Linked DNA regions of Mus musculus: region 2 is linked to region 1. A link is a loop called in an ENCODE intact Hi-C map of the cell type or tissue named here. Cell type or tissue: left cerebral cortex. All regions are shown on one strand. Links, peaks and the distances in the headings refer to the core of each region. The heading gives the core; the rest is flanking DNA. Region 1 has its middle 11 kb from the start of Dmtf1. Region 2 overlaps Elapor2 (endosome-lysosome associated apoptosis and autophagy regulator family member 2).

Region 1 (8,349 bases), core at 162-8,161:
ACAGGATACAAGCAATCTACAGCAAACCAGTAGCCAACATCAAAGTAAATGGTGATAAACTGGAAGCATTCCCACTAAAATCGGGGACTAGACAAGGCTGCCCACTTTCTCCCTACCTATTCAACATTGTTCTTGAAGTCCTAGCCAGAACAATTCGACAACAAAAGGAGATCATGGGGATACAAATTGGAAAGGAAGAAGTCAAAATATCAGTTTTTGCAGATGATATGATAGTATATATAAGTGACCCTAAAACTCCTAAACCTGATAAACAGCTTCAATGAAGTAGTTGGATATAAAATTAACTCAAACAAATCAGTGGCCTTTCTCTACACAAAGGATAAACAGGCTGAGAAAGAAATTAGGGAAGCAACACCCTTTAAAATAGTCACAAATAATATACAATACCTTGGCTCGATTCTAACTAAGGAAGTGAAAGATCTGTATGATAAGAACTTCAAGTCTCTGAAGAAAGAAATTAAAGATCTCAGAAGATGGATAGATCTCCCATGCTCATGGATTGGCAGGATCAACATTGTAAAAATGGCTATCTTGCCAAAAGCAATCTACAGATTCAATGCAATCCCCATCAAAATTCCAACTCAATTCTTCAGCGATAGAAAGGGCAATCTGCAAATTCATCTGGAATAACAAAAAACCTAGGATAACAAAAACTCTTCTCAAGGATAAAAGAACCTCTGGTGGAATCACCATGCCTGACCTAAAGTTGTACTAAAGAGCAATTGTGATAAAAACTGCATGGTACCGGTATAGCGACAGACAAGTAGACCAATGGAATAGAATTGAAGACCCAGAAATGAACCCACACACCTATGGTCACTTATCTTTGACAAGGGAGCTAAAACCATCCAGTGGAAAAAGGACAGCATTTTCAACAAATGGTGCTGGCACAACTGGCAGTTAACAGGTAGAAGAATGCGAATTGATCCATTCCTATCTCCTTGTACTAAGGTTAAATCTAAGTGGATCAAGGAACTCCACATAAAACCAGAGACACTGAAACTTATAGAGGAGAAAGTGGGGGAAAGCCTTGAAGATATGGGCACAGGGGAAAAATTCCTGAATAGAACAGCAATGGCTTGTGCTGTAAGATCTAATCAACAAATGGGACCTCATAAAATTGCAAAGCTTCTGTAAGGCAAAAGACACTGTCAATAAGACAAAAAGACCACCAACAGATTGGGAAAGAATCTTTACCCATCCTAAATCAGATAGGGGACTAATATCCAACATATATAAAGAACTTAAGAAGGTGGACCCCAGAAAATCAAATAACCCCATTAAAAATGGGGCTCAGAGCTAAACAAAGAATTCTCACCTGAGGAATACCGAGTGGCTGAGAAGCACCTGAAAAAATGTTCAACATCCTTAATCATCAGGGAAATGCAAATCAAAACAACCCTGAGATTCCACCTCACACCAGTCAGAATGGCTAAGATCAAAAATTCAGGTGACAGCAGATGCTGGCGAGGATGTGGAGAAAGAGGAACACTCCTCCATTGTTGGTGGGATTGCAAGCTTGTACAACCACTCTGGAAATCAGTCTGGCGGTTCCTCAGAAAATTGGACATAGTACTACTGGAGGATCCCACAATACCTCTCCTGGGCATATACCCAACCGGGTAAGAAGGACATATGCTTCATTATGTTCATAGCAGCCTTATTTATAATAGCCAGAAGCTGGAAAGAACCCAGATGTTCCTCAACAGAGGAATGGATACAGAAAATGTAATACATTTACACAATGGAGTACTACTCAGCTATTAAAAAGAATGAATTTATGAAATTCTTAGGCAAATGGATGGACCTGGAGGGCATCATCCTGAGTGAGGTAACACATTCACAAAGGAACTCACACAATATGTACTCACTGAAAAGTGGATATTAGCCCAGAAATTTAGAATATCCAAGATATAGGATACAATTTGCGAAGCACATGAGACTCAGGAGGAATGAAGACCACGGTGTGGACGCTTTGCCCCTTCTTAGAATTGGGAGCAGAACGCCCATGGAGGGAGTTGCAGAGATGAAGTTTGGAGCTGAGATGAAGGGGTGGACCATCTAGAGACTGCTATATCTGGGGATCCATCCTGTAATCAGCCTCCAAATCCTGACACCATTGCATACACTAGCAAGATTTTGCTGAAAGGACCTTGATATAGCTGTCTCTTGTGAGACTATGCCTGGGCCTGGCAAACACAGAAGTGGATGCTCACAGTCAGCTATTGGTTGGATCACAGGGCCCCCAATGGAGGAGCTAGAGAGAGTACCCAAGGAGCTGAGGGGATCTGAAATCCTATGGGTGGAACAACAATATGAACTAACCAGTGCCCCCTGGAGCTCATGTCTCTAGCTGTATATGTATCAGAGGATGGCCTGGTCGGCCATCAGTGGAAAGAGAGGCCCATTGGTCGTGCAGACTTTATATGCCTCAGTGCAGGGGAACGCCAGGGCCGGGAAGTGGGAGTGGGGGGGGGGGCAATGGGGGGAGGGGGACTTTTGGGATAGCACTGGAGATGTGAATGAAGAAAGTACCTAATTAAAAAAAAAAAAAGAGCCAGTTTTTAAAGTTAGCATATGCCCCAGTGCAAGAATTAGAGGGGAAGATAGCTATGATCCCAGGAAGCCTTGAAAACCAGCAGAAAAATATGTACCTCACTGAGGGACTCTGGACTTTGTGTTTAGATATTAAGAAAATATCACATTGATTTTATGAAGTAAGATGTATGCGACACTGGCTGACACTAAATACCATCAAAACCCAATAGTACTGAAAGCAGGACTAAGTACAAATAAAACAAAACTTTCTTTTAACAAGAACAGCACAACATCCCAGTGATACTCTGTCTACATTTCTGTTTCTTAATTTTTTCATACACTGTAATTTGATCATATTCCTTCTTCTTCCCTAAGTCCTCCCAGATCCTCCCACCTCTCTGCCTTCCCAATTTCATGCTCTCTGCCTCCCTCTCTCTCTCAAAAACAAAAAAGCCAATAAAAGAAAAGCCAAAATGAGAGAGGAACCACCAAGTGATAACAAAGATCAGACAAAATACCATGGAGTCTATTCTGTGCTGCCCTTGCCCTTGAGTGCATGGCCTGCCCTGGAGTGTGCTTGAGGTGCCCAGTGCCATTCCATCGAAGAAAACTCATGAATTCCCCTCTCCCAGCAGATAAGTAAGAAGTATAATTGAAGGGGAAGTGGGCACAAAGTCACAATTATACTTCTTGCAGCAGCCATAGAGTCAGTAATTTATGAGCACTTCAGTTAGGATTAATATAGTATTAGTTTTAGCCAATGATAAATGGATATCAGGTACGAATCTCTACCTTGGCTGAAATGTAGACTAAATGTGGCCAGATTTTAAGAATATTTCCAAATTTTTACTACTGTATTTTGTGTTCTGATCATGATTAATCAATGGGAAAAAAATGAATTGGTCAATTTCTACTCTTTCCAAAAGAGCCTGAAGAGACTATATAGTTTATCCTTTGAGTGAAAATTATACAACAGATGGACGACTAAGCACTTCTGACAGACTGAGACATGCCTAATTACAAAGTAATTCATTGCCTAATAAGCCTCATTACCCTTAGAAACTCTCAAGGAGAAAACTTAGCTAGACTCAAAGAAGCGTAAACCAAGCCTCATCACCCTAGGTAAGTCCCCAAGATGGAAAAATGATCTTTGTTAGTTGACTGGGCAAGGTTTAGATGCTCGGATTTAGACAAGTCAGCACACTCTTTAAATACACTGTAGAAGAGGAACTGAGACTGTGTCATCAACCAAGAACAATATCCTATCCTGTTTGAGCTGATAATAACTCTTCAGTCATCTGCCTAGATAGGTAAATTCAATCTACTAATTATTAGCATAGAGCTGTGAAGTCACTTCTGTAACTGCTTGAATTTGTAGTGACATACCAAAGGAATAACTAGTGTGTTTCAGTTATGCCTCAAACATAACTTTCTCCAAACTCCTGTAGAGGGGACTGGATTCAATATCACTGAGTTATACCTAATACCACTCTGATCTAATCTCTGCACCCCTGGAAGGAACTCAAGTAATTGTCTTTTAAAAATTTAGAGGCATCTTTACAGTCTAGGATATTCTACATATTGTTTATCTTCTAAAAACACTAGTAATTCCCAGGTACATATCCCTTTCAAACTCTACTTCCGTGATACAATGTTGAAGACAGAAATTCCAAGATTGAGTATAATTTTAGTGCAAAAAAATACTGCCTATCTGAGGTGACAGATATGCCATTTATGATATGACTATTACATTATCCACATACCACAGTAAATTCCACACACACACACACACACACACACACACACACACACACATATATACATATATATATATGCACACACACATATATACATACATATATATATATATACATACATATATATTTCATGCAACTATTTCGTTTCACATATGACTAAGAGCATATGGTTCTTGTCTTTCTGCGTCTTTTTATTTCACCTAACATAATGTTTTCCAGTTCCATCTATGTTGTCGCAAGTGACATTTTAATTTTTATGTTGAGTAGTATTTTTCCCACATTATCTCTCTTCACTTACTGTTCATGAAAACTTGGCTAGTTTCTGTTTTTTGGCTATCATGTGCAGCAGTACAGTAACTATGAGGGTCAATGTCACTTTGACAGGCTGATTACCTTCCCTTCCCTTTGTATCCCTGTAGTAGGACTGCTTCATCTATTCTGTTCTCTATAACACTTAATCTAATTTATATTCCTATCAACAGTGTGCAAGGGTAAGGAATACTGAAATTCTCTAACTCTTAATTTTATCAAAATGTTGTTATGGTAAAAAAGACAGGTAGGGACACATAGTCTCACTTATATCCTCTGCATCAGTCAGCCACTAGAGAGTACTTTACTTACGGTTACCACTTCAAACAACGTGCTATGATGTATAGGGCATTGTTGTATTATTAGATATGTTTCCTTCAGTTGATTAGCAATGCAATGCTAAGATGGAATGAGTTTCCTCTCAGAAGAGAGTCAAGAAAGTTTAATCAAGATCAATAATGTCATTAATAGAGAATGACACCACCTCATACAATTCTTTGGCAATGTTAAAGAAAAGAGTAAAGCATCATGCGAAAGAGGCTATGTAAAAACAAGCCAACAACAGCCAAAAACACAGCCTATCTAGTGCAGTGGAATAGAGAAAGGAAATCCACCTTATTTCAGGTAGTGCCTATGATAGCCTTTTATCTTTCTACACCAGGTTGAACCAATACAAAGAACAAAGTTCTACAAACCTTCATTTGAAATATAAATAGATACAGGGGAAAGTTAGCGATTTTCCTTACTGTTGAAGTCACTTATTTCCTTACCCAGGCTTATCAAACAGCTGTAGTACTGAGACAATGACTATAACTATAAAATATGATTGTGTGTGTGTGTGTGTGTGTGTGTGTGAGTGTGTGTATTCTTCAAGTTTCAACTGATGGCCCATTGAAATGCCACATTTCTAATCCTGTTAGTGCAATATCATTCAATTAGGTAACTGTATATTATTTGTCTTCACTACCTACTTAATATGCAGTGTAAAAAAGCATTATGCTTTGAAGTTTAATTTACTATGGTTATATTTAATACAATATAGACATTCATAAATTACTAGAGAAGTATTAAAACCCAGGTTGAGATTTGCAGAGATGGCTTAGTTGGTAAAGTGCTGGCCACAGTATAAAGTTATAAATTTTACTGTCACTATCATGTAAAATCAAAACAAAATATCAGGGAGTTAAGGGAGGGCACCTCTAATAGGTACCTATGCGTGTGAAGGAAGCAGAAAGAGGAGGAACTTTGGGCTCACTGACAAGTCAGTCTAATCAAATTAGTGAGCTCCAGGTGAGTGAGGGAGCCAGGCTAAAAACAAAACAGAGAGTGATGGAGAAACACACTTGACCTCCAGTCTTCACATGCACCCACTTGCACCCCTGGACATATGATACACACACAAGAACACTCACATGCACACACACACACACACACACACACACACACACACACACACACGTCAGCAGCAGCATCACCGTCATCATCATCAAACACAACAGTTCTATTGTCCCATGATTGATGTTTTGTGTAAAAACAAATGATCTCTAATACCTCAGAAGACAGGCAACAACTCACAATACCCTAACTAAACAAGAGCAATGGACGTTGACCATCTTTTCTAATATTTGCAGTTTGGCTTCATGTAAAGGCAGCAAGTAATTTGATTCATATACTGTCATCGTTTCTCATCAAGTTAATTAGGAAAACGTTTATAGACAGTTGCTGTGATGTAGTAAACTGGCATCTTAAACACAAGATATTGCATGGTATGATCTAGGTATGTCACTGTAGAGGAGTGGTTCTGATACTCTGATTTAATCAAGAATCTGCGAGTACTGATGCTGAAGTTCCTTGTCTCCAATTGGTTCTTGATCAATCAATAAAGATGCCAGTGGCTAATGACTGGGCAGAAAGAAAGAGGACAGATATCCAGGTTCCTGCAGGCTATGAGAGAAGAGGAGAATTGAGATACTTAGTGGGGAGAGGGACAGAACAGACTCGGAGCTGCAGGGAAGATCTTCCAAAATGTAGGTGTAAAAGGAAAGTGGCCCATGGGCTTAAGAGAAGGTAAATAGGCGACCAAGCGAAGGGCAGATTTTAAGGTGTTGAGCTAAGAGTAAAGGTAACTGGACAACCAAACTGAGAGCAGATTTAGAGGTGTTGAGCTAGGAGGAAAGATAACTGGGCAGCTAATTTGAGGGAGGATTATAGGTGTTGTGCTAGGAGTAAAGGTAAGGGAAAGATAGAGAGCCCAGACACAGAGCCAATAAGGCAGGTTACAATGATCGTGTGTGTGTGTGTGTGTGTGTGTGTGTGTGTGTGTGTGTGTGTGTCTTTCATCTGCAGATCCAAGATAGTTCCTGGGCGTGTGTGCACATGCAACCAAGTGGTAACACAAAGCAGACAGCCAAAAACTACCAGCAACATGTCACAATGTGAGCTGTCCCCTAGAATGTAGATGCTATGAAGGCAGAATTTTCATCTATCTTGAGTGTAACCATAGTCTCTGTGTCTAAAATAATGCTCAGCACTAAGGAGGTTCTCAGGAATATCTGCTAAATAGAATGAGTGAGTACACATATCATAAACGTGTGAGCTCCTAAAAGCGGTGAAGGCACCCACTTCCTTCTCTTCTGCTGCACATGAAACGGACTGAAAGAAATGAGCAGCAATCTGCAACACATCTTTGCCTTATTTGGATTCAGAGCACAAGACCTACTCTTAGGGTTTTATTATTGAGTTTGGGCCTGAGTTCTTTTCTGTTCTATACATATCACTAGCAATTCAAGCCTCCATAATTCCATCTACTGGTAATGCTACTACTCTGAAAAAGATCTCACTGAACAATGGAGACACCTGCTGGTTAAATGATATGCTTTAAAATGTCACATCTAATCAACAAGAATTAACCAGCAGATGTGACATACTGTTAAAACTGACCTTCCTTTTGAAAAATAGTAAATGACAGCATTTATTTTCTTTCTTAATATGGTGATACTCAAAAAAAAAAAAACAAAAAAGACTGTGTTCTGCAACAATATGAACTAACCAGTACCCCGCCTGTCTCTAGCTGCATATATATCAGAAGATGGCCTGGTCGGCCATCACTGGAAAGAGAGGCCCATTGGTCGTGCAGACTTTATATGCCTCAGTACAGGGGAACGCCAGGGCCAAGAGGTGGGAGTGGGTGGGTGGGGGAGTGGGTGTGGGAGGGTGTGGGGGACTTTTGGGATAGCATTGGAAATGTAAATGAAATACATACCCAATAATAAAAAAATAATAAATAATAAATAAATAAATAAAGACTGTGTTCTGCAGACAGGTACTACTGCAAAAAATGTTTAGTTTTTTTCTAATTCTTTAGTTAAAGACAATTTTTTTAACTATCCAATAAGTTGAAATATTGTGTCATATGCTGGCAAATTAAAGCTCTCACATGATAGAGGTGGGTGATATATCTTCTTGGCTCTGTCAGGGCATGTGCTCAGCTCTAGTCTTACGAATACTGTTCTTTAAACTGATAAGAACAGATACCACACTTGATCTTAGACAAAAGGCTGAGAAGTGATATAGTGCCTTTAAAAAGAAGGAAGTTCTGCAACATCTAACAACATGGATAAACTTTGCATATATGATGCAAAATGAAGTTAGTCAGCCACAGAAACAAATACATTATTGTACTTAAATAAAGTGTCTAAAATAGTCAAACTTGTAGAATCAAAGA
Region 2 (8,349 bases), core at 26-8,025, 250 kb before region 1:
TGGTATTCCTCAGTTGAAAATTCTTTATTTAGTTCTGTAACCCATTTTTAATGGGGTTATTTGAATTTCTGGAGCCCAGCTTCTTGAGCTCTTTGTATATATTGGATATTAGTCCCCTATCAGATTTAGGATTGGTAAAAATCCTTTCCCAATCTATTGGTGACCTTTTTGTCTTATTGACAATGTCTTTTGCCTTACAGAAGCTTTGCAATTTTATGAGGTCCCATTTGTCAATTCTTGAGCTTACAGCACAAGCCATTGCTGTTCTGTTTAGGAATTTTTCCCTTGTGCCCATATCTTCGAGGCTTTTCCCCACTTTCTCCTCTATTAATTTCAGTGTCTCTGGTTTTCAACAAATCATGCTGGCACAACTGGCGGTTATCATGTAGAAGAATTCAAATTGACCCATTCTTATCTCCTTGTACAAAGTTCAAGTCTAAGTGGAAACTGTCTTTTGAGAGGAGGTTTATGCTGAAGCAGACACATGGGAGAACATTTTACTAAGAACAGACACGTGGTGTTTTTCTGTAGACAGCCTGGAAAAAGGGCATGTGGTGTTTTGGGAGAGCCCATATTTGAAAAAGCACATGTTTGGGAAGGATAAATATAGCCCAACGGACAGTGGACAGCACTAGATAGTATTGGTACACCTTGCGATTCTTTGCTAGTCATCTTTTGTCATGACTTCATACAGAGAAACACACCAAAAACTTCTGGTGGTGCTCCAGTGGCTTCTTGCTGCTTCTGTGGACTCAAGCTGATTGGGAGTGTCTTGTAGTTCCTTCTGGATCAGCCTGTCACTGCTGATTTGCGAATGGTGTTTATGAGTGGATCAACCTGCCACTGCCAACTCATGTGACTTGAGCTGCGCAGACTGGATTTGCTCCAAAGAAACATTTCTAAACAAGTGCACATCCTCCTTTGTCCTGTCTACCTTTCCTTCTGCTACCTTCAATAAAGAACACTTCCTATTTAATATATATCACATCTTGGTCTTTCACTCACCTGTTGACTCAAAACTTTTCAAGCCTCCATTTTTTTCCATTGATCTCTACACTCACGTGAACTTTCATATCCTATGTCCCAAATCTGTTTTAAAGAGATACTGATTCAAAGCATGCAATTTTAAAACTGTTTATGTAAACCTAGAGACAAGGATCAAATGTAAGATGGAGAAAAGTAAGCTGATGGAAATGATGGTGAGCTGACAAGGGGATGGATGGACTCCGTTGTTTACTCCTTTTTACATTGTTTACTCTTGTTCTTTAGAATGCCTGGCAAACAGCAACATTTCAGATTTCAAAATGAGTATGACCAACAAGGAGAGTTGAAAGAATGTTAGCAACTGTCCTGTAGAACTCTGCTGCAAGGCTTCAGTAAGTGGGATTTAATGGCATCTTAAGAACATAGTGAGGGACTTCACTGAAAATCAGAATTTGAAATCTTTCACCCTTTACCATGCTTAACCCAGTACTGAGCCAAACCAAAAGAATTTAGTAACTTATTGCTCCAAATGATTTAAGGTATTGTCGCCCTCCTTGGGACATCTCTTCTGGTGTTTGTGACTTTAAACATGAAGTTCAATATCTACTTGAAAAGTGACTACATAAAACACCAGGTTAATACACCAGCCTGTCCCCTTCCAGCCTCTCACGCAGCATCCATCCTCGGGAAATAAGCTCTGAGACCCCACAGAGGATACACCAAGCCCTACCACTTTATACCTTTCCTATCTTAGCACTTACCACCATTTAATTCCTGCCATTTTGAGGTGCGAGAGTAACGCTGGCACAGAAGTCATGTTTCCCTCTTCACAACTTAATGGCTAAAAGCTTTTCCTTACCATGGATTTTAGCAACTTCAGTGTACAATTTATGCTCGCTCTTTATTGAGTTGAGAACTTTTGCATTTTCAGCTGAAAGGGTAGAAGGGAGGGAGGGAGGGAGGGAGGGAGGGAGGGAGGGAGGGAGGGAGCCAGGGCTTGATGGATTTTCTTTGGCATGTTCTTTTTGTGTGTTTGTGGTTTGAAGTTATTATTGAGAGAGTTATTTAAACGCAGATATTGTGAAACCTGAGCACTGAATCTAAAAACCAAAATGGCTACTAAGTCACTAATGGACAGGAAGCAGATGTAACCACACAAAGGAGTCATTCACATCCTAGGCTTGAAAGGAAAAAGAATATGGCATGAGGTTCCGTTGGCTATTAAGAACACTTGACCATTTAAAATGTAAAGTATTTGTTTCTGTAATTTTCTAATTGGTATTTATAAACGGCTATTGACTATGGAAAGCTGAAACTAAAGGAAGTGGAGCCAGGGAAAGGGGAGAAGCACTGTGGTTGTGATTACTTTAGGAAAGGCATCTGATTGGTTGCTTGAGTTTTATATAAGGGCTGGAAGATGAACACCCAGCCAAGTAAGACCAAGTTCCTCACAAATATGTCTGGTATGTCTAAAAAGCTAAAAATGAGTGGTGTCTTCGCTGCCACAACAGTTAATGTAGAATCCAAGCTCACCGTTCATTCCATCGCACTTGGAATTCCCAACATTGAAGCAGGAAGTTTTCATGTTGGCAGGGAGGACATTCCACCATTTATATTCAAACCCAAGTGCTGGCTCTGTTCCGGCCGGACATGACTTGCATTCTGCAGAAGATGAGTGAGTATATGCAATCACATTAGGCTGCATCTGAACAGCTTTCTCGGAACCAAGCACCTCTGCACTAAAACTACCAGACAAATATGAGGGACAGATGTTACATGACCACCAATTCCCTTAGCAATTTTTTCAAAATGGATCTGGAAAATTTTTCTAGATACAGTACGGATGCACGTGTACATATTTGGTGGTTTTGTTTGTACAGTGCTTCATATTATGCTTAACTTGGTGAGTGAGTGGTTATCCACGGTTACCCAATAGGATAGGGTTGACTTTCAGAGACTAAAATGTATTATTGTTAAAGGAGACGGCCATACACACAAAACACCAGTAAGACTGTCCTCGTCAGATAAGTCACCATGGCCTAAGAGTCCCATTATCAACATTTCTCAATACCTCTTCATTTTGACAAAATAAGAAATGTGTCTTCTAAAAACTTTTCAAAAAAAGCACTAGAGAACAAGATCGCAAGTCTATCAGGAATGTTTTACTGATCGTGCAATTCATGATAGACACCCTACCCTTTGTTCCATCTGAAAACGTCCCCGGAGGGCAGGGATGGCAAGAAGACGATCCATTGTTATAGAATCCTGGGTTGCAAGGAGGACAATCCTTCTTCTCTCCAGAAGGGGGCAGCCTAATAGCATCTGTGAGATCCTCCCTGCAGATTTTTGGCTCTATCCACTTGTACATTATCTGTGTCTGAGAAAAAAATAAAAGAGAGAGAGAGCTTTTAAAATTAAAACTAAAAGTAAATCATGCAATATCTTTATGACAAAGATGCTAAATTGACAAGCTAAAGAATTATCAACAGTGGAGAACAGAAGAGAGGGCTGAGAGAATCTAAACAGTGAGAAAACAATGAGAGAAAAAGAGATAACTTTCATTAATACAATATGGAGAAAAATAGGTAGGAAAATAACCATTATGTGTGTATGTGTGTGTGTGTGCATGCACATGCACATATGAAGATGTCTTTCATAACTGCTACCCAACTTCGTTTAATGTGAGAGAGGAAGTGTGTAAATGTGTGTGTGTGTGTGTGTGTGTGTGTGTGTGTGTGTGTGTGTGTGTGTGTAGGTGGAGAAGGAGGGAGGGACTAGGACCTGCAGGAGATGGTTTTTTCTTTGCACCTTGTAGGGTGCTTCGTAGTAAATGACTTTACTAGATGAGCCATCTCTCAAGTGACTCCAGGTTATTTTGGGAATCAGATTCTCACTAGACCTAAAGCTTATTGATTCAGCTAGACTGGCTGGCCAGCCAGTCCCACTGGTCCTCCTGTCTCTACTTCCCCAGTTCCGGGAATACAGGAGTGGGGTACTACATTCATTTTTTTAATGTGAGTTCTAGACAACCATGCTTGTGTGGTAAGCACTCTACCAAGTGAGCCAGCTCGCTCGTCCCTGGAAACAATCAATACATTGCGCTAGCTTTGAACCTAAGCAGTAAGAACCCTTACAATACAGACAGCATGCTTCTTATCACAAATCCCTCCTTAAGGTGTAAACAACTGCCAGGTGCTCACCTCTGAACACATGCATATGAACAACAATATACAGACCAGACCATGCAGGTGTGTGTGTGTGTGTGTGTGTGTGTGTGTGTGTGTGTGTGTGTGTGTGTGTGATTTACACAAACAAAGAATTAAAACGAGCAAGCGAATATGAGTGAGGAGAGGTATTTGAGGTGAGGTTTGGAGGGGGAAAGGAAAGGGAGAAATGATGCAGTTATTTTATGATCTCAAAAATAACAGCAAACAAATGCTGCCCCTGCGTCTGCTCACTTCCGTGTGTAGCCAGCAATATGTTGCTTGCTTACTGGCTAGCTCCACTGCTCCCTTCCTTGACACCCGCCACAGCCTTTCTTATCACACTTTGCATGGAGTAATCATCAAAGAAAAATATTATTTTTTCAAAAAGAAGAGATGAAACTTTATGTACAATCCTAATGATTCATAAGTATTAGTAGTTCCCAAGTCTTTTTCAATAATAAGAATTGTAGCTAATAAAAAAAAATTAACCAAGAAAAAAAAAAAGGATTGTAGCTAAACTATTCTCTCCAGAAACTCTTATGGCCTTCTCTATGTGCTCTGAGCATCAGGAAAAATACACCCTTCTGCTCTCCAGGAGAGCACTCAATCACAGCCCTTCTCATTATCCTACTTTACACAAAACAGAATTTAAAAAATGTGGTAACTCAACTACACCCCAAAAGCTGGCCATGCTAAAATTAGTTATTCTTAGTTAAAAAGCAGAATAATAGATAGGTTAGTTGTCCTAAAACAAAACTGGAATGTGAACACTGGTAGGTGGAGTATTCCAGCAAAAATATAACAACCAATATTAGAGCTACATAGAGGTTTTTAGAAGAGACAGTAACTGTTCTTTTCATCCAATAAACTTTTGAAAGTATTGTTTGTCCTTTAAAACAACTTCTGCAACAAGAAGTCTGTTGCAGCTGGAGAACAGGAAACACAGGCAGTCCTTCACCTCTGTTTCTAGTCAGTAAGAACTGTACAAAACAGACATTCAATGCCACTCAACTGAAGCCTTAAATATGCTTGTGGAAGATACACTATCTGGTATGAAGAAGGATGCTAAGAAAATGGATGTCTCATTAGAATGATAAGTAGTATTATTTTCTTTTTATAGATCCCTTTCCATATTCATTTTATGGTCCATGTCATGACATGCTTTAATGCTCTACTTTATGGCTCCGCCTCTCTGACCATCTATAAAACAATGGCCACTCCAGCTAACTCCTCCTAAGTAGCTAAAAACATCAAATTAGATACTATATCAATAAAATGCCCTCAACTACCCCTCAAGAAAGGCAGCATAAAATTCAGAGAATCTAAACAAATAATTATAGGAGAGACATTGACTTTAAGTCTTCAGTTTAAGTTAACAAGTTAAAAAAATTTTTTTTGAGATCCTAGTAAGTTCATTAATTTTCTGACTCACATTCATAGAAATGTATGAGCAGCTACATTTGGGGAAATTTTGTTTCTACACAAGAACAGAAAAGATTCCATGTCAGAAAAGAATCTTCCCAGCCTTTTCAGGACACTATTGTCCCCAGGTTCGCAAACAAGGAAACCTGGGTTTGCACATTAAAGTTATGCACGCGTGGATAGGCCAGATGACAACCTTGAGCATCATTCTTTTGATTCCATCCACCTTGTTTTGCTTTTACCCTGATACAGTCTCTCACTGACCTGGAGCTCTACAATTAGGCTAGGCTGTTGGCTGGCCAGCAAATTCTGGGATCTGGCTTTATGTCCCCATCCCTAGAATTACAAACACATGCTGCCACACCAGGCTCCTTACATGGGTATTGGAGACTGAACTTATGCTGTACAATTTTCAAGGTAAGCACTTTACTAACTAAGCTATCTCCCCAGCCCCAGATTACAGCTATTAAACAACTTGCCCAAGAGATGCAAACAGCACCATTAAAGGAGGGTCATTCTGATGAGACTGAAAACAATACAATATGCAAATATATCTGAGAAGCCAAATAACCAGTTTCTTCCAATGTAAGCAAAGAAGACGTTTAGAAGTTAAAATACACTGTGAACATTTTAACATGGAGAAATCAAGGTACAAGTTCTCTATGATCCATGTTCCTTACAAACCTTCCTGCCACACACGGCAAACTGCTTCTCTGTCTTTCCAACAGAGACATATGTTTCCTAGTGTAGCTGACAGGGAAAGATGCTAATTAATATTAATGATGCTTAGAACCAGATGGCTCACAGTGCAGGTGAGACACCAACAACCAGCTCATTCTGCAGAAAGTGAGATGCAAACATGAAATGGTTTTATGAAACCAAACCCCTCTCAACAGAGTTTTACCAGACTAGTGTAAAGATTACAGAAGAGCTACAATATTCATGATCATTTAGGTTAAACATTAAAAGTGGATCTCTGTGAGCTCAAGGCCAGCATGCTCTACACAGAGTTCTAGGCCAGCCCAAGCTATGTAGTGAGACTTTGTCTTTAAGAACAACACTATCAACCAATCAGGACCTGCCCCACCCCCACCCCCAAGCTCCCAGGGGACTAAACCACCAACTAAAAAGTACACATCAAGGGACCCGTGGCTCCAACCGCATATGTAGCAGAGGATTGCCTTATCTGTTATCAGTGGGAGGGGAGACCCTTGGTCTTGCAAAGGATCAATGCCCAAGCATAGGGGAATTCTAGGGCAGTGAGTCGGGAGTGGGTGGCTGGGTATGTGGGTAAGCACCCTCATAGAAGCAGGGGAAGAAGGGTAGGATGGGGTTTGCAGGGAAAACAGGAAGGGAGATAACATTTGAAATGTAAATAAATAAAATAGTCAATAATTTTAAAAAGGAGTGAACTGAATTTATGAAACATGGACACATTATTTTCTTCTATACCAAGAATCTATTCTTGACTTATATGAAAGATTCTCTGACTTATATGAAAAACATTTCATGTATATATATATATGCATTCAGCATGCTTGTAAGTGAGTGCTGTGTGTGTATGTGTGTGTGTGTGTGTATTCTAAATTATATTTGAATATGAATGACCTTAATTCTATTAGGCCATGTCAGCCAGATATTATCAAACTGGTCACTGGCATTATACTCACTGATACACTAAATCACTCAGCAATGTAACAAATATGATTTTAATATATTTTCATGTTGTTCAGATATAATGCATTAATAGATCTCATTCATTCATTCTTCAGTAATACTGAATTAATTGTGATTACATAGAATAAATTAAATTCACTTTTAACAATAAGTTAGGCAAGTTTAGCTAAGAAAGGTTTATGTTAAAGGTATTACACAATACTTTTTATTGCACTTTTAGCGGCAACTCTCTATGTGTATGTTCTAAATTAAAGTAGCCTCACATGGCATTATCGTAGGGCCACTGACAACCTCACTCTACAACCCTTCATTAGTTAATGCTGTTAACTTGAGTTAACATTCTTATTAAAAATAATAGTGGTATTTCTTATTAAAAATTTCTTCTAATCACTTTAAATTAGTATATACTTACTTTAACTCAACTCAAAATTCCTTCAAAGTTTTTAAAGGCAAAAAGGAAGTTTCATATTCACATAAATATGAAAAGTACAGATTACCACTCACAGATACAAAATTAGGAAAGGAAAAATAATATTTGCTGATATCTCCAAAAACTAAATGCCCTGACTAGGGCTGTAAACATATCTGAAGGACACTTTGAACCAATGCCTTCTCATCCTCAGCTTCTCATTGGCAGGCCTGGTACTGGCTGAGTCTTTGAGACAATGATGGATCAACAGCAGAATTTATCTGTGCACTCTGCCCACCCACTCCACCCCCCAGTTAGACATTGGACATGTGGTAATTACTTTGTGTTTTCTAAGTGCAAGTACACAGTAGTCTACCATGGCCGAATCACTCTGTGCCTGGACAGCGTCTCTGATAAGATCTGAGTATCTTACAGATCAATACAAGCTACAAGACATCTTTATCTTGTGAGCCATAGTACATACTTCAAACTATCCTCTTCTGGATCATTTGACCTCTGAAAAAATGTATTTTGTTTAAAAATAGTAATCTGAAAGAATGTATTTATTTAAAAAAATAGTAATAATGTATGGGGTTCTCATCATAGAAAAGGCGAGAAACCTTACTTTGAGCATTTTACATCTTCCCATTG

Evidence for each region. Peaks named below come from ENCODE experiments on the same cell type or tissue, not always from the same donor. Only the 100,000 strongest peaks of a DNase experiment are listed, where the experiment ranks them.
Region 2: it touches region 1 in a loop (8-fold over the local background); 32 of 42 quality-filtered maps call a loop at or near these places.

What each region holds. Positions count from the first base shown.
Region 1 is chr5:9,168,908-9,177,256 of GRCm38, reverse strand. It overlaps the pseudogene Gm24666. Among named protein-coding and RNA genes, the nearest start is that of Dmtf1, 11 kb to the right of the region's middle. In left cerebral cortex, for the core only: a CTCF peak has its summit at 7,481 (motif pointing left); a DNase peak (open chromatin) is centred at 7,431.
Region 2 is chr5:9,422,702-9,431,050 of GRCm38, reverse strand. It overlaps Elapor2 (endosome-lysosome associated apoptosis and autophagy regulator family member 2), which reads right to left. Exons shown (of 22, transcript NM_172706.4): 9 at 3,181-3,361; 10 at 2,518-2,646. Among named protein-coding and RNA genes, the nearest start is that of Mir879, 51 kb to the right of the region's middle. In left cerebral cortex, for the core only: a CTCF peak has its summit at 3,289 (motif pointing right); a DNase peak (open chromatin) is centred at 3,288.